3 separate regions of the Homo sapiens genome follow, and all the other regions are linked to region 3. Evidence: chromatin contacts called from ENCODE Hi-C or POLR2A ChIA-PET data. All regions are on one chromosome and are shown on one strand. Each heading gives the region's core, a stretch centred on a gene start or an enhancer-like site at or near the end of the contact. The rest is flanking DNA. Distances are from core to core; before and after follow the strand shown.

Evidence for each region. Hi-C counts contacts between places; a loop is a spot of excess contacts on that map. ChIA-PET counts read pairs that join two places held with the same protein, here RNA polymerase II (POLR2A). Pooled maps may share reads with other maps.
Region 1: a pooled map shows a loop between it and region 3 (2.1-fold over the local background). The contact joins two enhancer-like sites. A Hi-C loop is called at or near these places in 2 of 50 pooled maps. POLR2A ChIA-PET finds 5 or more read pairs at or near these places in 3 of 52 experiments (H1, IMR-90 and PC-3).
Region 2: a loop to region 3 is called in a pooled map, with 2.4 times the contacts of the local background. The contact joins two enhancer-like sites. A Hi-C loop is called at or near these places in 2 of 50 pooled maps. POLR2A ChIA-PET finds 5 or more read pairs at or near these places in 4 of 52 experiments (CD4-positive, alpha-beta T cell, OCI-LY7, RWPE1 and 1 more).

The regions. Positions count from the first base shown.
Region 1 is chr2:11,376,759-11,379,791 of GRCh38, reverse strand. No RefSeq gene overlaps it. Among named protein-coding and RNA genes, the nearest start is that of LINC00570, 16 kb to the left of the region's middle. RefSeq lists an enhancer at 1,382-1,591. Within about 2 kb of position 1,616, at least 11 of the 41 ENCODE cell types and tissues checked have a DNase peak (open chromatin) inside an H3K27ac peak, as active enhancers do.
Region 2 is chr2:11,445,152-11,448,238 of GRCh38, reverse strand. E2F6 (E2F transcription factor 6) reads left to right here. Exons shown (of 7, transcript NM_198256.4): 6 at 465-612; 7 at 1,716-3,087. The coding sequence ends at 1,762. Among named protein-coding and RNA genes, the nearest start is that of E2F6, 19 kb to the left of the region's middle. Within about 2 kb of position 1,323, at least 2 of the 41 ENCODE cell types and tissues checked have a DNase peak (open chromatin) inside an H3K27ac peak, as active enhancers do.
Region 3 is chr2:11,202,325-11,205,073 of GRCh38, reverse strand. All of the region lies in intron 20 of ROCK2 (Rho associated coiled-coil containing protein kinase 2), which reads left to right. Among named protein-coding and RNA genes, the nearest start is that of SLC66A3, 48 kb to the right of the region's middle. RefSeq lists a silencer at 1,277-1,571. Within about 2 kb of position 1,418, at least 5 of the 41 ENCODE cell types and tissues checked have a DNase peak (open chromatin) inside an H3K27ac peak, as active enhancers do.

The DNA.
Region 1 (3,033 bases), core at 367-2,866, 170 kb before region 3:
ATGTTTTGGCAGGCACTTCATTCCAGGAAAATGCCCGGCTCTTCAAGTCAATTTGTATGCATTCTTTTGTCAGAAAAAGAAAACTATGTAACTCAATATGTTCCTCCCTTTGTTTTAGCTGCCAGGGAATTCAGACCCAAACTCAAGATGCCTTTATGGTAATCAGCTTTTAGAACTGCTGGGCTCCCCAGGAGTTCGAGACCAGTCTGGGCAACATAGTGAGATTCTGTCTCTACAAAAAATAAAAAATTAGCCAAGTGTGGTGATGCATGACTGTAGTTCCAGCGTCTCGGGAGGCTGAGGTGGGAGAATTGCTTGAACCCAGAAGGTCTAGGCTGCAGTGATGCCATGATGTAGCCATGATGACGTGTAGCCATGATGACGCCACTGCACTCCAGCGTGGGTGACAGAGCAAGACCCTGTCTCAATGATCACTGATTTCCTAAAGCTCCTTTAATTCCTGCTGGTAATACATGGTTACCGTATGCCAGAGCTGAACAAAACAAGGCATGGTGGGGGGCTCCCAACAGCCCAGGGTGTGGCCCAGCCTCAGTAAGAGAAGCAACCTTTCTGGAAGCTTCCAGTCAATGCCAGGCTTCTCTCTCTCCTGCCCATGGCATTTCGAACTCCCACTGTACAACAGATCAATTAGGGTCCCTTGCATCCTGTAGAGATCTCTGTACTGAGGGCCAGAGCCATGTCTGACTTGTCCTTGTCCCCATGGCCTCCTGCAGGCTCTGGGGCACAGCAGATGCCCAGTCAATGTTTACTGAACAAAGGAGGTGGTGAGGGACTCAGTGAGCCTGGCTTAGGCTGTACGCACAGGGCAGGGAGTGAGGTGGGTCCCCTGCCTCCCTTCCCAGAGCTCAGCCACTAGGCAGTGACAGGAGGCATCTATGGGTGAAAGGGAGCAGGCAAGAACCTCACCGCTGCCTGCCTGAATTCTTGTTTATTAAGGGTCTGATCTGGGCCCAGCACCTTTCATATAGTATCTCATTTAGTCTTCTCCTTGGCCCAAATGTGGTGAGAAAACGAGGCTCAGAGAGGCAAAATAGCTTGCCCGGGGTTGTATACGGTTAAGAAGCTCTGCAGGGGCTCATTCTGACTCGAATGGGCCCTCGTTCTGCTTTTAAGGAGAAGGAGCCAGCCTGAACCAGGTAGCCCCTGCTGAGTCCCCACAGGCCCACCGAGACCCTCCCTCATCAGAGGACTGAGAGGAAAGTTCCCAGGAAGTCCAGTGGCTATTTTAGGGGAAGGGACGGGCCATTTATCACAGCAGACAACATTCCCACTTGCTGCTACAACAAACATGGCTATTTCAGAGACTTCAGGCTGGAAAAAGCCCAGGGAGGAAGGGCAGCTTAGCCCGGTTTCGTTTTTGTGAATAAGAGAATGACAGCCATAGAAATAAGGCTGACAGTTCCGAGAGCGTTGGAAAGGGAAACATTTGTGCTTCATCACTCAACCCAGAAACTCTGGCAGAGTTCTAATCTCTGATGGACTCTGTCTGCTTAAAGGCAAAAAAATAATAACCATGAGTGGAGTGGGGAGCATTTCATCGCGTGACACATCAAACACCACCCTTCGCCCCGAGATGACGTCCGAGCCTGCAGAAGCCCTCTCTGTGTGGCTCCAAACACTGAGCATGATTAAATGGGTCATAAATGTTTGCAACCTGGCTGCAAAGGAGGGGAACAAACCGTTCTCCAGGGAGGTTGGAGGCCAGGCCCCTCCTAATCAGAAGGTGATTTTGGCTTTCAACAGGCCAAGGTTTCATACCTTACCACATTTTCTCACTTCCTTAAATGTTCTTTCTCTAATAATTCTGTTTTGTTGTTTGTTTGTTTTGAGACAGTCTCCTGTCTTGGCCCCCCGAGTAGCTGGGATTACAGGTGTGTGCCACCATGCCTAGCTAATTTTTGTATGTTTAGTAGAGACAGGGTTTCACCATGTTGGCCAGGCTGTTCTCGAACTCCTGACCTCAAGTGATCTGCCCACCTCAGCCTCCCAAAGTGCTGGAATTACAGGCATGAGCCACTGCGCCCGGCCTTTCTCTAATAATTCTAAATGTGGGCCACAATCAGGCATTCAACAAATGTTACTGAGCATTGGCCGGGGCAACATGGGGGCAGTCAACCCAGGAGGTCCAAGGAAGTTCCTGGACCTGGGGAAGCTAAATGGATAGGAATTCCCCAAGATGACCTGCCAGACAGTGGGGTCTTGGGTCTTGATGACTAGACCTTCATTAAAAAAATGTTTTTTAAAAACATTTTTTCTTAGAGACAAATTTTTTAAAAACATTTTTTCTTTCTCATTCTGTCGCCCAGGCGGGAGTGCAGTGGTGTGATTACAGCTCACTGCAACCTTAAACTGCTGGACTCAAGCCACTCTCCTGCCTCAGCCTCCCTCGTAGCTGGGACTACAGGCACTCACCACTGCACCTGACTATTTTTTAAAAGTTTTTGTAGAGACGGGGTATCATTATGTTGCCCCGGCTGGTCTTGAAGTCCTGGCCTCAAGTGATCCTCCCGCCTGCGCCTCCCAAAGTGCTGGGATTACAGGCATGAGCCACGTGCCCAGTCCCGAGACCTTCATTTTTCTAAAAAAATTTTTTAAATATTCTTTTAAAGTAAATGTCCTGTGGCATCCGGCCAGCTACAGTTGCACTGAAAAGAAACACAAGATGTACCTGCCTCTCCCCAGAGGCTCTGGTTGCACGGAGGTTCAGGGGAAGGCAGACAGGGAGGAGGGGCTGCTGTTGACCTGCGTTCCCTGCTCTGATCTCTCGCTTATTCCTTTGCAAATCTCTTCTGAGCCATTGCGCCATCTGAGCTTCATAACGGCCTTGTGAAGAGAAACCATGAGATACAGAACAAAAGCAAAGGCTTCCTGTAGAGAAGCCATAGGGCTTTGAGATAAAACTGAACCTATTTTTTACCAAGGTTTATTGTTTCTCTTTCTCAAGTACTGTACCATTGTTTTTTAATAACAGCTTTATTAAGCTATAGTTCACATACTATAAAATGTCCCCCT
Region 2 (3,087 bases), core at 74-2,573, 240 kb before region 3:
CCTTTATAAATAATGTAAACGATTTTTTTGACATTTTACTTGAGATATATTTTGATCTTTTCCTGTTCTTTCAACTGGACAAAAGAATGGCCCTTCCATTATCTCAAGACCTGTTCATTGGTCTGGAAATCCAAGCACATATTTATCCTGTGAGACTCTAGGGTATTCTGGAGTTCTGTGTCATCAAAACACTGATTTTTGACTGAAATACGGCCTCCTTGAAGGGTCAGCTCCTGAGTAGAAAAAGACAGGCTCTTGAGTACTGAGGTTTTCACATGATAGCTCTGAAGCCATTACTGCAGGATCACATGTAGCTGTCTTCAGCATGGGAATTGGCCAGTGCTGTAATGTGACTACAGCTAAGGTGATTTTCTCAAATGTCTCGAAATTTTTGCAGTTCTAGTGAGTGAAAAAATATGATTTATTATTTCATTCATCTTGACGATTCCTGTGTCCTTTGCTAGGACTCTATCACAGTGCACATAAGGAGCACCAACGGACCTATCGATGTCTATTTGTGTGAAGTGGAGCAGGGTCAGACCAGTAACAAAAGGTCTGAAGGTGTCGGGACCTCTTCATCTGAGAGCACTCATCCAGAAGGCCCTGAGGAAGGTAAATATACCAGTGATTCTGACAGTATTTTAATTAAGCATGCATAATTTTATTAATGTGTATTATGGCCTTAAGATATTTTTACTCTTCCTAGCCACAAAAACATGAGTAAAAAATTACAGCATAACTCTTACTGTAGTTTAGAATATTTCTGTGAACATTATAGTTAAATTTCTGTAGTTTTGGTAGCAGTGAAAACTTAGAATTCTGTTTGGTCCCATGGTGATACCAACTTGCGATGGTCTCTGAATAGGGCAGGCTTTCAGTCAAACAGCAGCTCCACTCGGCCAAAGAGCCTGCCCATGACCTGGCCGGGAGACTTCCCCTTCTGCACATCTTGGAGAAGGGAAGGGGCTAGACCTGCTTGACCCAGGCAGTCAAATACCCACTCAACTCAGCCAACAGCCCACTCCACAAGAGTCAGTCCTCAGTTGCACATTTCTAAGGACGTCGCCTCTGGACCCATCTGGCCAGAGCAGTGACTCCATCTAACCTCGGAACCCAGCTTGCAGTGCTGTCCAACAGCAGATCCCAAATAGTGGAATTGCCTGAGCAGGGGACCAGCATCCTGTGACCGGCCTGGGCAGAAGCCATCACAGTACCCAGCCAACAGCTCCACCGACATCCGAACAAAGACCCAGCCAACTGGAGAACTTGACAAGCACTGCGGGCCAGGGTGGTCTTCAGGTGGCCCTTGCAGAGCCACAGGCTGGACCGATAGGAAGCTTTCACTGACGAAGAATACCTGTAATGACCAGAAGAGGGGGCTGTTGCCCACATGCAGACAACAGCACAAAGACACAAGGATTACGAAGACTGGGGGAGTCGTGACGGCTCCAAAAGAAACTAATAAAGCCCTAATAAGGGAAGGTTTCCTCCATTCTCGGACGGGTGCTTTCAGGTACAAGTTAGAGTTCCAGTTTATTCTTGAGAGGCTGAAAAAATTAGCCTTATGCCATTAACCTGAGAATACGTGTTCTTGACCAGGCATCTTCAGGGTTTTCTGAAGTAGTCAGATTGTGTATTCTTTTACGTATTTGCCTATCAGACCTTCACTTAGGTGTATTCACTTAGGTGTATTTCTCTCTCGTGTTCTTTTCCAGAAGAAAATCCTCAGCAAAGTGAAGAATTGCTTGAAGTAAGCAACTGATGGCATTTGAGAATTTATGTATCACTGAGTTTTTTGGGAATATCTTCGTGGAGAATTACGCATCAAATTTGATTCTCAGAGCAATAAATTATCCATGAAGTGCTCTCGTTCTCAGTAGCGGCATCATGGCCAGTAGTGTCTTTGAGGAGTTCACCACTTAGATTACTGAGTAATTGTGGTTTCCACATTTGAAAACAACTCCTTTTATAATTATTCACTGCTTTTTGTCAGTGAAATAGACATCTTGCCTCCTGAAGTAGCTTCATCACAGAGTGTCATGAAGACAGACAGTCAGGCTGAAATGGACAGTTCTTTGTGGACTCTACCCTTCCCTTCAAGGAGTATGTCATATATCACAAAAGAAATTGCCTTACACTGGTTCATGTTTGCAGTTACTGTTGTACATTGCATAGATGTACACACGAATTTAAATGTGATGTCTTTGTATATATCTGTATAATGTTGAGATTACTTACGAAATATGTCTGAGTGACACTTTTCACCCTTGTACAGCCAAAATAATGTATATATGGAAAGTGACAGACAAATTCTCTAATCTCTTTGGTACCTATAACTTATTAGAATCCTCTGGATGAGGGTTAGAAGAGACTTTTTCCAAACTTCTACATGTAGAAGTATCATAAATGTGCTACACATTTATGTTTGTGGATTTAATTAAAGTATTTTAATATGGTTTTCAGTGCTAAAATTGGAGTCAGATACTTCTTGGTTTTAAGCTGTCTACCTAATTGCTGTCTCCCAGCAGACTGGTGGCATGCCCAGTGGCTTTGGGGGCAAGGATAGAAATGCCATCAGGAAATAGCTGAATTCATTGTGAAACATGAATTCAGTCATGGTGATAATTGGAAACTCCTTTCAGGTTTTTGCAAGTAGATTTTGTAATGTTTGTGTATGCAGCCTTGCTGTTGAGTCAGTCCAAGGGGTTTTACTTAGGACAAGTTGTACCTTGCCCTCTCTCCAGCTCTGCTCCCACATTTTCACATACCTAGCTGTTTCTACCTCATTGGGTAAGTCATTTACCACTCTGTGCCTCAGTTTACTCTGTAGTTTACCATTAGACTGTGAGCTCCTTGAGGGACTTTGTCATAATCACTGTTACATCCCAGTGCCTCACACCATGCCTGGCCCTTAAGAAGTGCTCAATAAATGTCTGAACAAATAAGTGAGTGGAGTGAGTGAATTGTAAGATCAGAATAATAATATTTGGTTTGTCTATCGTACAAGATTCCTGTATCGTTTGAATATTGCTTTTAAAGAAATATTTGAAGCGACTTCAAATTCAGACTGTGTTTAAAAAGATTTAA
Region 3 (2,749 bases), core at 169-2,668:
GCTTAATGCTGGCTTTTAAAGCCTCTCATCTTAAACTGAAGCTTGCCAGTGAGAAAACTCCTACATACATAGAGATTAAAGTTTTTCCCACCCCCTTTGCAAGTAAATAACCAAGTATCACTAAACATTTGAGGAAAGCCTGCAATCTGAAAGAGGAAGATTATGATAATGAAAGAGGAAAAGTGCCCCCGGAGGAAACATATATCAAGGAGTAGAAGAGAACTGCTAAAAGTTCTGGAAAAACAAAAGCACTGTAAAAAGCTACTGGTAATTAGTATTGATCAAAGATTTCAGGAGATACTGCTTCCATTAATTGAGAACCAGACACAATGTAAAAGGAACAGCCAGAATAGGAACGAGCTCTTGAAGATGAATAATTACTGCCAATATAAATTTGTTGGAAGGGTTCAAAGTCAAAGAAATTTCCTAAAATGTAGAACAAAAGAAGAAATGTCATGGAAGGTTTGAAAGACGTAAGTAAGGCCCAGAGGGACTGTTCTAGGAGATCTAGCACCCAGCGAATAAGAATTCCAGCAAGAACTAAAAACCAAGAGGAGGAAATTAAAGAAATAATAGAGAAGAATTTCCCCTAGCTGAAGGAGAAATGTCTTTAGACTGAAGGGACTCAGCATATAAATGAAAAAAGATCTATATCTAGACATATTCTCATGAAATTTCAAAAACAATGACAGGATAGGAGTGTTAGAGTTCTCATCTAGTAAACCGGGGAGATTATAGTTTGTGGTTGCTATAAGAGGGAAATGGGGGGTTCATTATACCACTTAGATGAGTGATACAACTATATTGGGAGGTGGGGAGAGGTTGGGGAAGGCAAGAGAGCTAAATTCAAGTCTGACAACAGGGAATGGGCAAATAATATCTAAAACTTATGAGATGTGGAGGTAACCACCAAAAGATAAAACACAAATGAAACAGTTATTTCTTCTAGGCGAATAGGATTAGTAGGGGTGGAGAGGTGTCAAATGAGGAGACTTCTACTTCTCATTGTAATTTCTTCCTTCTGTTCTGTACTCCTCATTTGTAATCATGTAATTACATGGTTCTTTCTGAAATAATACTTTCTGAAAATTACTTTTCTTAAATACCTAATAAATATTAGGTTATAAAAGTTACATATAAATGAAAGATATCAGCTCTTGAAGAAGGTCCTGATGTTAAAATTATACTGTGGTTTGCTACAAGTGGGCTTAGCTGACAGTGATCGGACAGTTTTAAAACTTGACCTTTCATATATTTGTTAAATTGCATCTCTCACATCTTTGACTCATGGAGAAATAAGAATCATGAATTCTCTACAGTATACTCATCAACAATAAAATACAGAAATGACACAGTTAAGTGACATTGAGTCATAACTTCCCTTTTTACCCACAAGTTTAAGAGCCAGTGAGTAAACAAAGTGACCAAATTATGTTAAATGGGAATGAGGATAAACCTCCTAAGCAGTATACGAACTGAAGAGACTAGGGTTAAATCACGTGCTCCCTCTGAGTCTTCCTGCATTGTAGTTTTTAAAAATACCCAAGTGGTGTTCATATAGCTTCCCATTGTAAAATACTTGACTACATTTAAAAAAAAAAGCAGTACGTAAGCTCTCCTTCATGAATGCAGACATTTTCCTCTCTCCAGAGGTAACATATCAACAATTTGTTATTTCTCCTTCCAGACTGTTTTCTGTGCCTTTATCTATATATCTGAACAAATATATGTGAGGTTGAGTTTTCTGTACATTTGATTCTATTTTTTGCTTGTTTTTAAATTATATCATACAAATTGTATTGTTCTCCAACTTGCTTTATTCCTCCTTAGTTTTGGTTTCGGATAACTATAATTTTTATGTTTTTAAAATAAGGCCAGAATTTAATGTACCATTTCAACCCAGCTTCTTAAATGGGTTGTTGGGCTTGCTTTTATTTTATTTATTATTTTATTCCTTTATTGAAGATTAACATAATACAGAAAAAGTACACAAATACTAAGTGTGGAGCTGAGTGAATTTTTACAAAGTATACAAATCTGTGCAGCCACCATCCATGTTTAGATCTAAAGCCAGCACTTCTCGCCTCCCCAGAAGCCCCCTCCCAGGCATTCTGCACTCCCCACTGAGATCACCAGATTTGAGGTGCTCTTTGGATTCTACTTGTTGGCATAAATGGCTGATCACAGTGTCTGTATGTGAATGTGTGATTCAATGTTGATTTAGTATAACACTGGTCTCAGAACCCCTTTATACTCTTAAAAAAATTATCAAGGGTTCTGCCGGGTGCAGTGGCTCACGCCTGTAATCCCAGCACTTTGGGAGGCTGAGGTGGGCAGATCACAAGGTCAGGAGATCGAGACCATCCTGGCTAACACGGTGAAACCCCGTCTCTACTAAAAATACAAAAATTAGCCAGGTGTGGTGGCAGGCGCCTGTAGTCCCAGCTACTCGGGAGGCTGAGGCAGGCGAATGGCGTGAACCCGGGAGGCGGAACTTTTAGTGAGCCCAGATCGCACCACTGCACTCCAGCCTGGGCGACAGAGTGAGACTCCGTCTCAAAAACAAAAATAATAATAATTATTATTATTATTATCATCAAGGGTTCCAAATGAGTTTTTGTTTACGTTTGTTATATCTAATGATTTGTATTGTGTTAGAAATTAAAACTGAGAAAACTTTAAAACACAGGAACACACAAACACGTTATTTTAGCCATCAGAATGATGTAATTACAAGTCATGTGGCCTC